Regions from separate parts of the Homo sapiens genome. Here region 2 is linked to region 1. The links are chromatin contacts, found by Hi-C or POLR2A ChIA-PET in ENCODE. All regions are on one chromosome and are shown on one strand. Each heading gives the region's core, a stretch centred on a gene start or an enhancer-like site at or near the end of the contact. The rest is flanking DNA. Distances are from core to core; before and after follow the strand shown. Region 1 has its middle 15 kb from the start of MRPS18A. Region 2 overlaps PTK7 (protein tyrosine kinase 7 (inactive)).

Region 1 (5,249 bases), core at 1,977-4,476:
ACTGGAGACAAGTCATTTAGAATAATGAGTCATAATTTGATTACATTGTCTTCCAGCCTCGCAAGGTAAACAAGGATCTCCCCTGGAAGGAAGGAACGGGGTGGCCCAGGCTTCTGGCAGACTCCCTGAGCCTGGGCAGGGGTTTTCCCCTCCTGCAGTTGTCCCTCTCTTCCTGAGTGCGCTTGAAAGACACGTCTGGGTGGCTTCAGCCCCATGTTCCACTAACATTTACATTCTCTTTGTGTCTTCTGTCTGACCCCCCACTCCCCTCCCTGGTAATGTCCTTGCCCTGAAGCCTGCACACCACCATGTAAATATTTAAACCGATCTATTATTTCCTGTTTATTATCAGCATAAATCCTGAGTTCATTCATTGAGCATCTGTCCCCTGGTGTCTATCTCAGAAGGGGAGGCCTGAAGCCAGGGCCATATGTCCACTCTTTTCTAGGAGTACAGAGTCACTCAGGGCAACTGGATTGCTAATTTTGTCTTTTATTTATTTTATTTCTTTCTCCAACTTAAAAATTGTGGCAAAATATGCATAAATTTTACCACCTTAACTTTTTTTTTTTGAGATGGAGTTTCACTCTTGTTGCCTAGGCTGGAGTGCAATGGCACAATCTTGGCTCACTGCAACCTCCGTCTCCCGGGTTCAAGCGATTCTCCTAACTCAGCCTCCCAAGTAGCTGGGATTACAGGCATGCACCACCACGCCTGGCTGATTTTTTGTATTTTTAGTAGAGATGGGGTTTCTCTATGGTGGTCAGGCTGGCCTTGCACTCCCAACATCAGGTGATCTGCCTGCCTTGGCCTCCCAAAGTGCTAGGATTACAGGCATGAGCCACCGCGCCCAGCCCATCTTAACCATTTTTAAATGTATAGCTCTAGTAGTATTAAATACATTCATATGGCTGGGCGCCGTGGCTCACGCCTGTAATCCCAGCACTTTGGGAGGCCAAGGTGGGTGGATCACCTGAGGTCAGGAGTTCCAGACCAGCCTGACCAACATGGTGAAATCCTGTCTCCACTAAAAATACAAAAAATTGGCTGGGTGCAGTAGCTCATGCCTTTAATTCCAGCACTTAGAGAGGCCGAGGCGGGAGGATCGCAAGGTCAAGAGATCGAGACCATCCTGGCCAACACGGTGAAACTGCGTCTCTACTAAAAATACAAAAATTAGCTGGGCGTGGTGGCACGTGCCTGTAATCCCAACTACTCAGGAGGCTGAGGCGGGAGAATTGCTTGAACCCAGGAGGCAGAGGTTGCAGTTAGCCAAGATCGTGCCACTGCACTCCAGCCTGGCAACAGAGCAAGAATCCATCTAAAAAAAAAAAAAATTAGCCGGGCGTGGTGGCGGGTGCCTGTAATCCCAGCTACTCAGGAGGCTGAGGCAGGAGAATTGCTTGAACTGGGAGGCAGAGGTTGCAGCGAGCCGAGATTGCGCCACTGCACTTCAGCCTCGGTGACACAGTGAGACTTCATCTCAAAAAAACAAACAAAACAAAACAAAACAAAAAAAATTCATATTGTTAGGCAACCATCCCCACCTTCTATCTCCAGAATTCTGTTCATCTTATAAAACTGAAACTCTGCATTAATTTACACAAATTCCCCATTCCCTCTTCTTCCCCTTTCCCTGGCACCACGCTTTCACTTTGTCTCTGGATTTGATGACTCTAGGTGCCTCATATAAGGGGAATCACTCAGTATTTGTCTCTTTGTGACTGGTTTATTTCACTTAGCATGATGTCCTCAGGTTCATCCATATTGCAGCAAGTGTCAGAATTCCCTTCCTTTTTTTTTTTTTGTTCTGAGGCAGGGTCTCACTTTGTCCCCCAGGCTGGGTGGAGTGCAGTGACATGATCTTGCTCACTGTAGCCTCCACCTCCCGGTTTCAAGTGATCCCCCTGCCTCAGCCCCCCAAGTAGCTGGGACTACAGACATGTGCCACCATGTCCGTTACTTTTTGTATTTTTTTGTAGAGATGGGGTTTCACCATGTTGCCCAGCCTGGTCTCAAATTCCTGAGCTCAAGTGATCCACCCACCTTGGCCTCCCAAAATGCTGGGATTACAGGTGTGAGCCACTGCGCCTGGCCATTCCCTTCCTTTTTAAGGTTATATTCCATTGCATGTACGAACCACATTTTGCTTATGTGCACTTGGGTTGCTTCTGCCTTTTAGCTGTTGTGAATAAGCTGCTATGAACATAGGTGTACAAACCGGCTTTCATTTTTTTATTATTAAAGCCTATTTTTTATTGATTGCTTATTATGTGCTCAGGACTGTGTAGACTTAATCATTTAATTGTCACAAGTACCTCCTAGGTGGCAACTATTCTCTCCATTTTATGAATGAAGAAATTGAGGCTCTGACAAGCCAAGTAATTTGTCCGAGGTGACGAAAGGGGAGAGCCAGAATGAGCACCTGCTCCTGTTCTTTAACCACCATTTTACTGAATTGTGTTGATGATGGACATGAAGATGAGGTCTTGGGGTATATTGCCTGCAACACCTCCCTCCCCTCTCCAACAGAAAGGGCAGACTCTTCCCCTGACCATCTGCCCAGTGAGATTGGGAGTGAATCCATCCTGCCTGGATGATTCCATCAGCAAGGGCTCTCATTCCTGGCTGCTCATCAGCATCAACCAGGGAATTAAAAGATGATGGCCTGGCCTCTCCCCGGAGTTAAACAGAACAGTTGAATTGAACTCTCTCAGGGCTGGAGCCCAGGCAGCAGCGTTTTTTAAAGGCTCCTTAAATGGTTCTATGTGCAGCCAGGGTTGAGAACCACTGGGCTAGAGGAGAGCGGAGGAAGACTACAGGAGAACTGGTTCCCTGTCCAGCCTCTTTGACTTTCCTTGTGAACTGCTCCACCGCTTTCCCAAGAGTGGCATTTGGCTATGAATGCCCTGAATCCCGTGACTCAGAACCCCTGGAGTGCCTCCCTTCTTTTCCTCCAGAGGTTCTGTTTGGGGTGTGTGAATGTGTGTGTTTGTGTGTGTGTGTGTGTGTGTGTGTGTTTGTGTGTGTGTCCCCTGTGTGACATAGGGCCCGGATGGACCTATCTGGACCAGCCAGACCCTAGAATGAAAACAAGTTGCTGACAGCCCTCAGGCCGCCAGAAATGAATTTCCGTCACCTCCCAATGAGGGGTGAGGGAACTGAGGGGGAGGGCCGGGGTCAGTGCGTCATCAGAGGGTGGGGAGAGGAGGAGGGGAGTACACAGGCCCCACAGGGCGGGGTCAGGGAAATTAGCCTCTGGGCCTGCCCCGGCTCTTTTGCCTGTGACTGTGGCACAACTCCCGTGGTGTTTTGCCCCAAGCCCCACCCATCCTGAGTCTCCCTGAGCTCTGTCTAAATCCAGGGTGGTGTCCAAGCCTGGAGAATTTCCAGGTTGGGCTCTGCCCTAAGGCATCCAGCCTGTGGAGCTGCTTGAATGGGGGCACGTTGGGATGAGGGGGATCAGTTAGCCTGTCCTGGGGATCTTCCTCCAAGCCAGCCTTGAGCCAAGACCTGTAAGATCCATGTGGGCCTAGCAGCCTGCCAGCTCAGTGCCTACAGCAACATGGAGGAAGGGGCTGGGGGTGCAGAAGAAGACCTACCTTGGGCACTGGAGGACAGAGGTTCAGCCACTGCCCTCCTGTGTGCCCCTGTGCAATCACTTCTCTCTGCGCCGTGACATCTCCATGTGCGTTAATTATAAAGGATTAAAGGATTTGGCCCAGATCCCTAGTTCCCAAATTCAGTTGCGCTTTGGAATCTTTCGGGGAGCTTTAAAAACTACCATTGACAATTTCATCCTCCAGAGATGCTGATTTAATTGGTGTAGTTTGTGGCCTGAGCATCAGGAGTTTTAGAAGATCCCCGAGTGAGTCTAATTTAAAGCCACGTTCTAGAAAACTACTTCCTAGCCACAGATACATCATGGCACCCATAGAACATGACAGTATTTGAACAACACACTGTTTCTTAGTCGCTCTGTGCCTCAGTTTCCTCATCTGTACAATGGGGATAATAATGGAACTTGCTTGGTAGGGTTGTTGTGAAGATTATATGAGCTAATGCAGAAAGGCATTGAGAAGAGCACCTGGCAAGTAGTAAAATGCTCAATAAATGTGAGCTGTTTTTATTAATTACCCTCTGGCTCTGCTCCAGATCTGGCCCAACTTCCACCCTCTGTCTTATCTCTCCATGTTCACACACCTCACCAAAGCGACTCAACCTGGTAAACATTTACTAGGGGTCCTCTGTGTGAACCATGCTGTGCCAGGCATTGAAGAAGGGATGTGGTGCATTTGGAATCACCTATGAAGCCGGGGACCCAGAGATGCATAAAACAGGTTTTTGCTCTCAAGACCCACAATCCAGGCCGGAAGAGGCAAGCATGGAAACAGACCTGGCAGAAACACTTCAGGGCTGTTTAATACAGAGGATACTGTCACTCTTTCTGCTTTCTAGGGACATGGCATGGTTCCTCTTGGGGAAATGATTCTTTTGTGGGGAAATCACAGCAATGGGCCCTTTGTGCGAAAAAGGCATGGCTTGACTATGTGAAGATGAAGTCAAGACAGTGATAATTTTGCATAAGATTTGAGGAAGCTGGCATCTATCTCTGAGACAACTGGCCAGAGAGGAGTGGAGATGGGGCCCTCGGAAGAGGGCCAGTGGGTGAGGACTACCATCAAATAAATCTCCAGGCAGAATTAAGCCTCATCTTGATTTTTAAAAAGCATTTTTGTTTGTAGTGGTATATTTTCATATTTTAATTTTTTTTTTTTTTGAGATGGAGTCTCACTCTGTTGCCCAGGCTGGAGTGCAGTGGCATGATCTCGGCTCACTCCAACCTCTGCCTCCCGGGTTCAAGCGATTCTCCTGCTTCAGCCTCCTGAGTAGCTGGGATTACAGGCACGCACCACCACGCCCGGCTAATTTTTGTGTTTTTAGTAGAGGCAGGGTTTCACTATGTTGGTCAGGCTGGTCTCGAACTCCTGACCTCGTGATCCGCCCACCTCGGCCTCCCAAAGTGCTGGGATTACAGGCGTGAGCCACCGCACCCGGCCTTTTAAAATTTTAAGAGTGTGAAAGTATATATAATGAAAAGTCTCCCTCCCCTTCTCCCCTCACCAGATTCTTATGTGGTTTCCCAGAGATATTCTAGGTATACGCAGCAAATGTATATCAACATGTTTTCACTTCCCCCACTCCCACACCCTCCCCCTTTCTTTGGTAAATATGCCATTCACAGTATT
Region 2 (5,531 bases), core at 1,723-4,222, 550 kb before region 1:
GTAGGCAGAAGGCTCTGCCCTTTCTCCCAGGGGACCATTCCTTGCCTGCTAGGCTGTCCCAGGTCACAGACTCTGGAGGCAGAGCAGAAAGGCATGGCTGGCAGATGAATCAGGTGAATGGGACCCTGGCTGCCCCCAATCTCTCTGGGGAAGCAGCTCTGTGCCCTTCAGGCTGGCCCCCTCTTATTACATGTGAATTTACTAAGACCCAGACAGGACAAGTGACCTGGCCACCTGACACCACACCCCTACCTCCTTCCCCATGAAACTGCAGGAACTGTGTATAGTGGCTGTAGAGGAGAAGCCACAGGATGGGACTTGCTACACCAGCTAAGTGAGATTTCAGGACTAAAGAGCTCACAAATTAGGACACTCACAGAGCCAGTGACTCCTCACTGAGCCAGGTGTGGCCCCAGGGGCCCTTGGGAATGCAAAATTAAAACAGACAGGCATCAGCTAGGTGCGGTGGGAGGCTAAGGCAGGAGGATTGCTTCAGCTCAGGAGTTTGAGACCAGCCTGGGCAACATAGTAAGACCCTGTCTCTACAAAAAATAAAAAAAAGTTAACCGGGCGTGGGGGCATGCCTGTAGTCCCAGCTACTTGTGAGGCTGAGGAGGAAGAATCATTGGAGCCCAGGAGGTCGAGGCTGCGGTGAGCCATGATTACACCACTGCACTCCAGCCTGGGCAACAGAGCACGATCCTGTCTCAAAGGGAGGGGAGGGGGGGAAAGGACAGGCATCTTGCCCTTGGGGCACTTATGATCTAGTGAGGAGATTAGGTACATGAGTATGACCTGTGCCTTACAGACTTGAGGTAAAACAGAAAGCAAGTGGGAGGCATTAAGAGATGTTGAAGACACCCATGTCCTGTAGGTGGACAGATGGTTGTGGTTAACAAAGAAGTCTTCCTAGTAGAGAAAACCATTTGAGTTTAGTTCACAAGGACAGGATGTAGTTGAATGGCAGAAAGGGGATGGCTTCAAGAGTCAGGGGAGTCAAGGTGGGATTCTCTGGCTGGGATGAGACATAGGCTGACAGGAAGTCAGTTACCTTTCTCATGTGACCTAAGGGACTCTATTTGACTGCAAGTCATCACCATCTTTGCTAAATATCTTTTTCACACTTTTTTGCCATAGTGTCTTAAATATGATGGGGGAACTTTAATAAGTTGGGTTCTACACTCTCCAAGGACCATACTCTGCGTTACATAGAGAGGATGCTTTTAAAAAAAACAGGCAGGGCTCAGTGGCTCACACCTGTAATCCCAGCACTTTGGGAGGCCGAGGCGGGCAGATCACGAGGTCAGGAGTACGAGACCAGCCTGGCCAACATGGTGAAACCCCGTCTCTACTAAAAATACAAAAATTAGCCAGGTGTGGTGGTAGGTGCCTGTAATCCAAGCTACTCGGGAGGCTGAGGCAGGAGAATCACTTGAACCCGGGAGATGGAGGTTGCAGTGAGCCAAGATCGTGCCATTGCACTCCAGCCTGGGAGACAAGAGCAAGACTTTGTCTCAAAAAAAAAAAAAAAAAAAAAAGAAATGCAGGCCAGGCACAGTGGCTCATACCTGAAATCCCAGCACTTCGGGAGGCTGAGGCGGGAAGATCACTTGAGGCCAGGAGTTTGAGACCAGCCTGGCCAACGTGGGGAAACCCCATCTCTACTAAAAATACAAAAAGTACCTGGGCATGGTGTCACGTGCATATAATTCCAGCTACTCGGGAGGCTGAGGCAGGAGAATCGCTTGAGCCTGGGAGGCAGAGGTTGCAGTGAGCTGAGATCTTGCCACTGCACTCCAGCCTGGGCAACAGGAGTCAAACCCTGTCTCAAAAGAAAAAAAAAAGATTTCTGGACCATGACTCAGAATGAGGGAATTAGAGTATTTGAGAGTGAGGTCTAAAGATGTGAATTTTTCAAACAAGCTCTCCAGCTGATTCCTAAGCTCATTAAAGTTCAAGGAGCCCTGGTGGAGACTAGTAGCTTTGAAATGCTTTTTGATTATAATCCCTTTTAGGAAATGCATTTTAAGCTGGTGCAGCAGTATGTGCCTGTAATCCCAGCTACTTGGAAGGCTGAGGCCAGAGGATCCCTTGGGCCCAGGAGTGAGGCCAGCCTGAGTGACATAGCAAGACCTGCATCACTTAGCAACAACAAAAAAGAAATGCATTTTACTCATGATCTGGTGTGCAGGCTCATATAACTAAAATTAAACTTTCACAATGTTGTGTTTGATGCACTTGATGTTTTCTATCCTGTCCTCTTTTTATTTATTTTTATTTTTTGTAGAAATGGGGGTCTCGCCATGTTGTCCAGGCTGGTCTTGAACTTAAGTATTCTAGGGAGGTGGAGTGGTAGGCAGGGTGTTCCCTGGCCAGCTAGAGTTGGCACCAAAGTGCCATATTGGGTGTGAGTGGGCTGAGGGGAGCCTCAGGAGGATTTTAAGAGAGCAGTGAGTTAGTGACAGAAATCAAAGACATGGGTCCTGGGTGTTGGCATAATGGTAGGTAATGCCTTTTAGAGTAGCTGATAAGATGATATCAGAGAGCTGTAATCTGTGATTGCTTCATGGATCACTTGTGAACTAATGATGTGATGAGAAGCAGGATCAGCTTAGCACACCTGGTGGACCATGCTTTATGCAGTCAGATGCCGTGGCAGGAAACAGAAGGCCTCTTGTGAGATCTCATAGCATCACAGTGGGTTAGCCAGAACATGGGCAAACCCCTGGGGTGTTAAAATTGGAAAGGAAGGAGTGGGTCTGATCTTTACCAAAGAACGGGTCTTTTATAACAGTATTTGAGAATTACTCCAGTGGCTATCTGATGGCATCTTGCCCAGCATAAAGGAAACACCGAATTGGCTTGAGTCTAACAGAATTCCCTTTTACTGCCCTTGCTTTCCGGAAGCACCACCTCTCTGGAAAGATAGCAAGTCAGTTACCATGCCAAGTCCACCTTCTTCTGTTTACCTTGACTAGCAGCAGATTGTTTAACTTGTGAGCCAGATCAGAGAGAGCAGGCCAAGGGGACTCACAAGTCTGATGAGGGCACGTTACCAAAACCTTTGCCTGCCGCTTACAGAGAATCAAGCAAGGTTGGACAATGCCCTGGGATTTTGAAGCCTGAAGTGGAGTTGGCTCTGTTTATGATGGCCACTGAAGCAGCCTGGCCCCTTTACCACCAGTGCACCTGAGGCATTCTGAGGACGGTGCTGCAGGGGTTATTTTAGGGATGTAGACTCAGCTTTTTTTTTTTTTTTTTTTTTTTTTTTTTCCCGAGACAGAGTCTCGCTCTGTCTCTGTCACTCAGGCTGGGTTGCAGTGGCACCATCTCGGCTCACTGCAGCCTCCGCCTCCCAAGTAGCTGGGATCGCTCTTCAAGCGATTCTCCTGCCTTAGCCTCCCGAGTAGCTGGGATTACAGGAGCCCGCCACCACACCCAACTAATTTTTGTATTTTTAGCAGGGATGAGGTTTCACCATATTGGCCAGGCTGGTCTTGAACTCCTGACCTTGTGATCCACCCACCTTGGTCTCCCAGAGTGCTGGGAATATAGGTGTGAGCCACTGTGCCCAGCCAGACTCTGCTTTTTCATGGAAACCCCAGTGTACTTCCCTGTACCCAGAGAAGAGAGGCCCAGTAATCCTGACATGCCATCCACCTGCCTTCTTTTTTTTTTTTTTCTTGAGACCGAGTCTCGCTCTGTCGCCCAAGCTGGAGTGCAGTGGCAGTGATCTCTGCTCACTGCAAGCTCCGCCTCCCGGGTTCACGCCATTCTCCTGCCTCAGCCTCCCGAGTAGCTGGGACCACAGGCGCCCACTACCACGCCCGGCCAATTTTTTTGTATTTTTAGTAGAGGTGGGGTTTCACCGTGTTAGCCAAGATGGTCTCAATCTCCTGTCCTCGTGATCCGCCCGCCTCAGCCTCCCAAAGTGCTGGGATTACAGGCGTGAGGCACCGCGCCCAAGCCCCGTTTTTTTGTTTGTTTTTTGTTTTTTTTTTTTTTCGGAGACGGAGTCTCACTCCGTCGCCAGGCTGGAGTGTGGTGGCGCGATCTCGGCTCACTGCAAGCTCCGCCTCCCGGGTTGACGCCATTATCCTGCCTCAGCCTCCCGAGTAGAGTAGCTGGGACTACAGGCGCCCGCCACCATGCCCGGCTAATTTTTTTGTATTTTTAGTGGAGACGGGGTTTGACCAAGTTGGCCAGGATGGACACAATCTCCTGACCTCGTGATCCGCCCGCCTCGGCCTCCCAAAGTGCTGGGATTACAGGCGTGAGCCACCGCGCCCAGCCCCCCCGCCCCCCGCCTTTTTTTTTATTTGAGGCAGTCTCGCTCTGTCGCCCAGGCTGGAGTGCAGTGGCGGGATCTCGGCTCACTGCAAGCTCCGCCTCCCGGGTTCACGCCATTCACCTGCCTGAACCTCCCGAGTAGCTGGGACTACAGGCACCCACCACAAAGCCCGACTAATTTTTTGTATTTTTTTTAGTAGAGACGGGGTTTCATCATGTTAGCCAGGATGGTCTCGATTTCCTGACCTTGTGATCCACCCGCCTCGGCCTCCCAAAGTGAGCCACCGCTCAAAGACGTGAGCCACTGCGCCCAGCCCACCCGCCCTCTTCTTTAACCTTCCTCACTGGTTACACATTTAGTTGAAAGCTATCCTGAGATTTTATGTCTTCACTGTTGATAAAGAAATGTACCAAAGCAGCCAGGCACAGTGGCTCACGCCTGTAATCCCAGCACTTTGGGAGGCCGAGGCAGGCAGATCATTCACCATCAGTTTGAGACCAGCCTGGCCAACATGGTGAAACCCTGTCTCTACTAAAAATACAAAAATTAGCCGGGCGTGGTGGCGCATGCCTGTAGTCCTGCTACTTGGGAGGCTGAGGCACAAGAATTGCTTGAACTTGGGAGGCGGAGGTTGCGGAGAGCTGAGACTGCCACTGCACTCCCGCCTGGGCGACAGAGTGAGACTCCGTCTGGATGAGGTTTTTCCCAACTCTAATTACATCATTCATTTAGCACCTCTGCATTAATGCACTGCCTGTTAGAGCCTCAGGCAGCACTGATCAGGACGATGATGGGAATGTTCCATTTCTGTGCTGGTCAATATAGTTGTCACTAGCTTCATATAGCAACTGTACACTTGGAATTTGGCTAGAGCAACAGAAGAACTGAATTTTATTTTATTTATGTTATGTTATGTTATGTTATGTTATGTTATGTTATGTTATGTTATGTTATGTTATGTATTCTTTAGAGACAGAGTCTTACCCTGTCGACCAGGCTGAAGTGCAGTGGCAGGACCTCGGCTCACTGTAGCCTCCGCCTCCCAGGTTCAAATGATTCTCCTGCCTCGGCCCCCTGAGTAGCTGGGATTACAGGTGCGTGCCACCACACCTGGCTAATTTTTGTATTTTTAGTAGAGATGGGGTTTCACCACATTGGCCAGGCTGGTCTCGAACTCCTGACCTCAAGTGATCCGCCTGCCTCGGCGTCCCAAAGTGCTGGGATTACAAGTGTGAGCCAC

The links. A loop is a pair of places that touch in the nucleus more often than their neighbours do. ChIA-PET counts read pairs that join two places held with the same protein, here RNA polymerase II (POLR2A).
Region 2: a map of posterior vena cava shows a loop between it and region 1 (7-fold over the local background). The contact joins two enhancer-like sites. A Hi-C loop is called at or near these places in 1 of 168 maps with a recorded cell type or tissue (posterior vena cava). POLR2A ChIA-PET finds 5 or more read pairs at or near these places in 1 of 52 experiments (activated CD8-positive, alpha-beta memory T cell).

Annotation. Positions count from the first base shown.
Region 1 is chr6:43,699,730-43,704,978 of GRCh38, forward strand. No RefSeq gene overlaps it. Among named protein-coding and RNA genes, the nearest start is that of MRPS18A, 15 kb to the left of the region's middle. RefSeq lists an enhancer at 3,175-4,160 and a silencer at 3,263-3,362. Within about 2 kb of position 3,227, at least 29 of the 41 ENCODE cell types and tissues checked have a DNase peak (open chromatin) inside an H3K27ac peak, as active enhancers do.
Region 2 is chr6:43,147,544-43,153,074 of GRCh38, forward strand. The region is part of intron 17 of PTK7 (protein tyrosine kinase 7 (inactive)); the gene reads left to right. Among named protein-coding and RNA genes, the nearest start is that of SRF, 21 kb to the right of the region's middle. Within about 2 kb of position 2,973, at least 5 of the 41 ENCODE cell types and tissues checked have a DNase peak (open chromatin) inside an H3K27ac peak, as active enhancers do.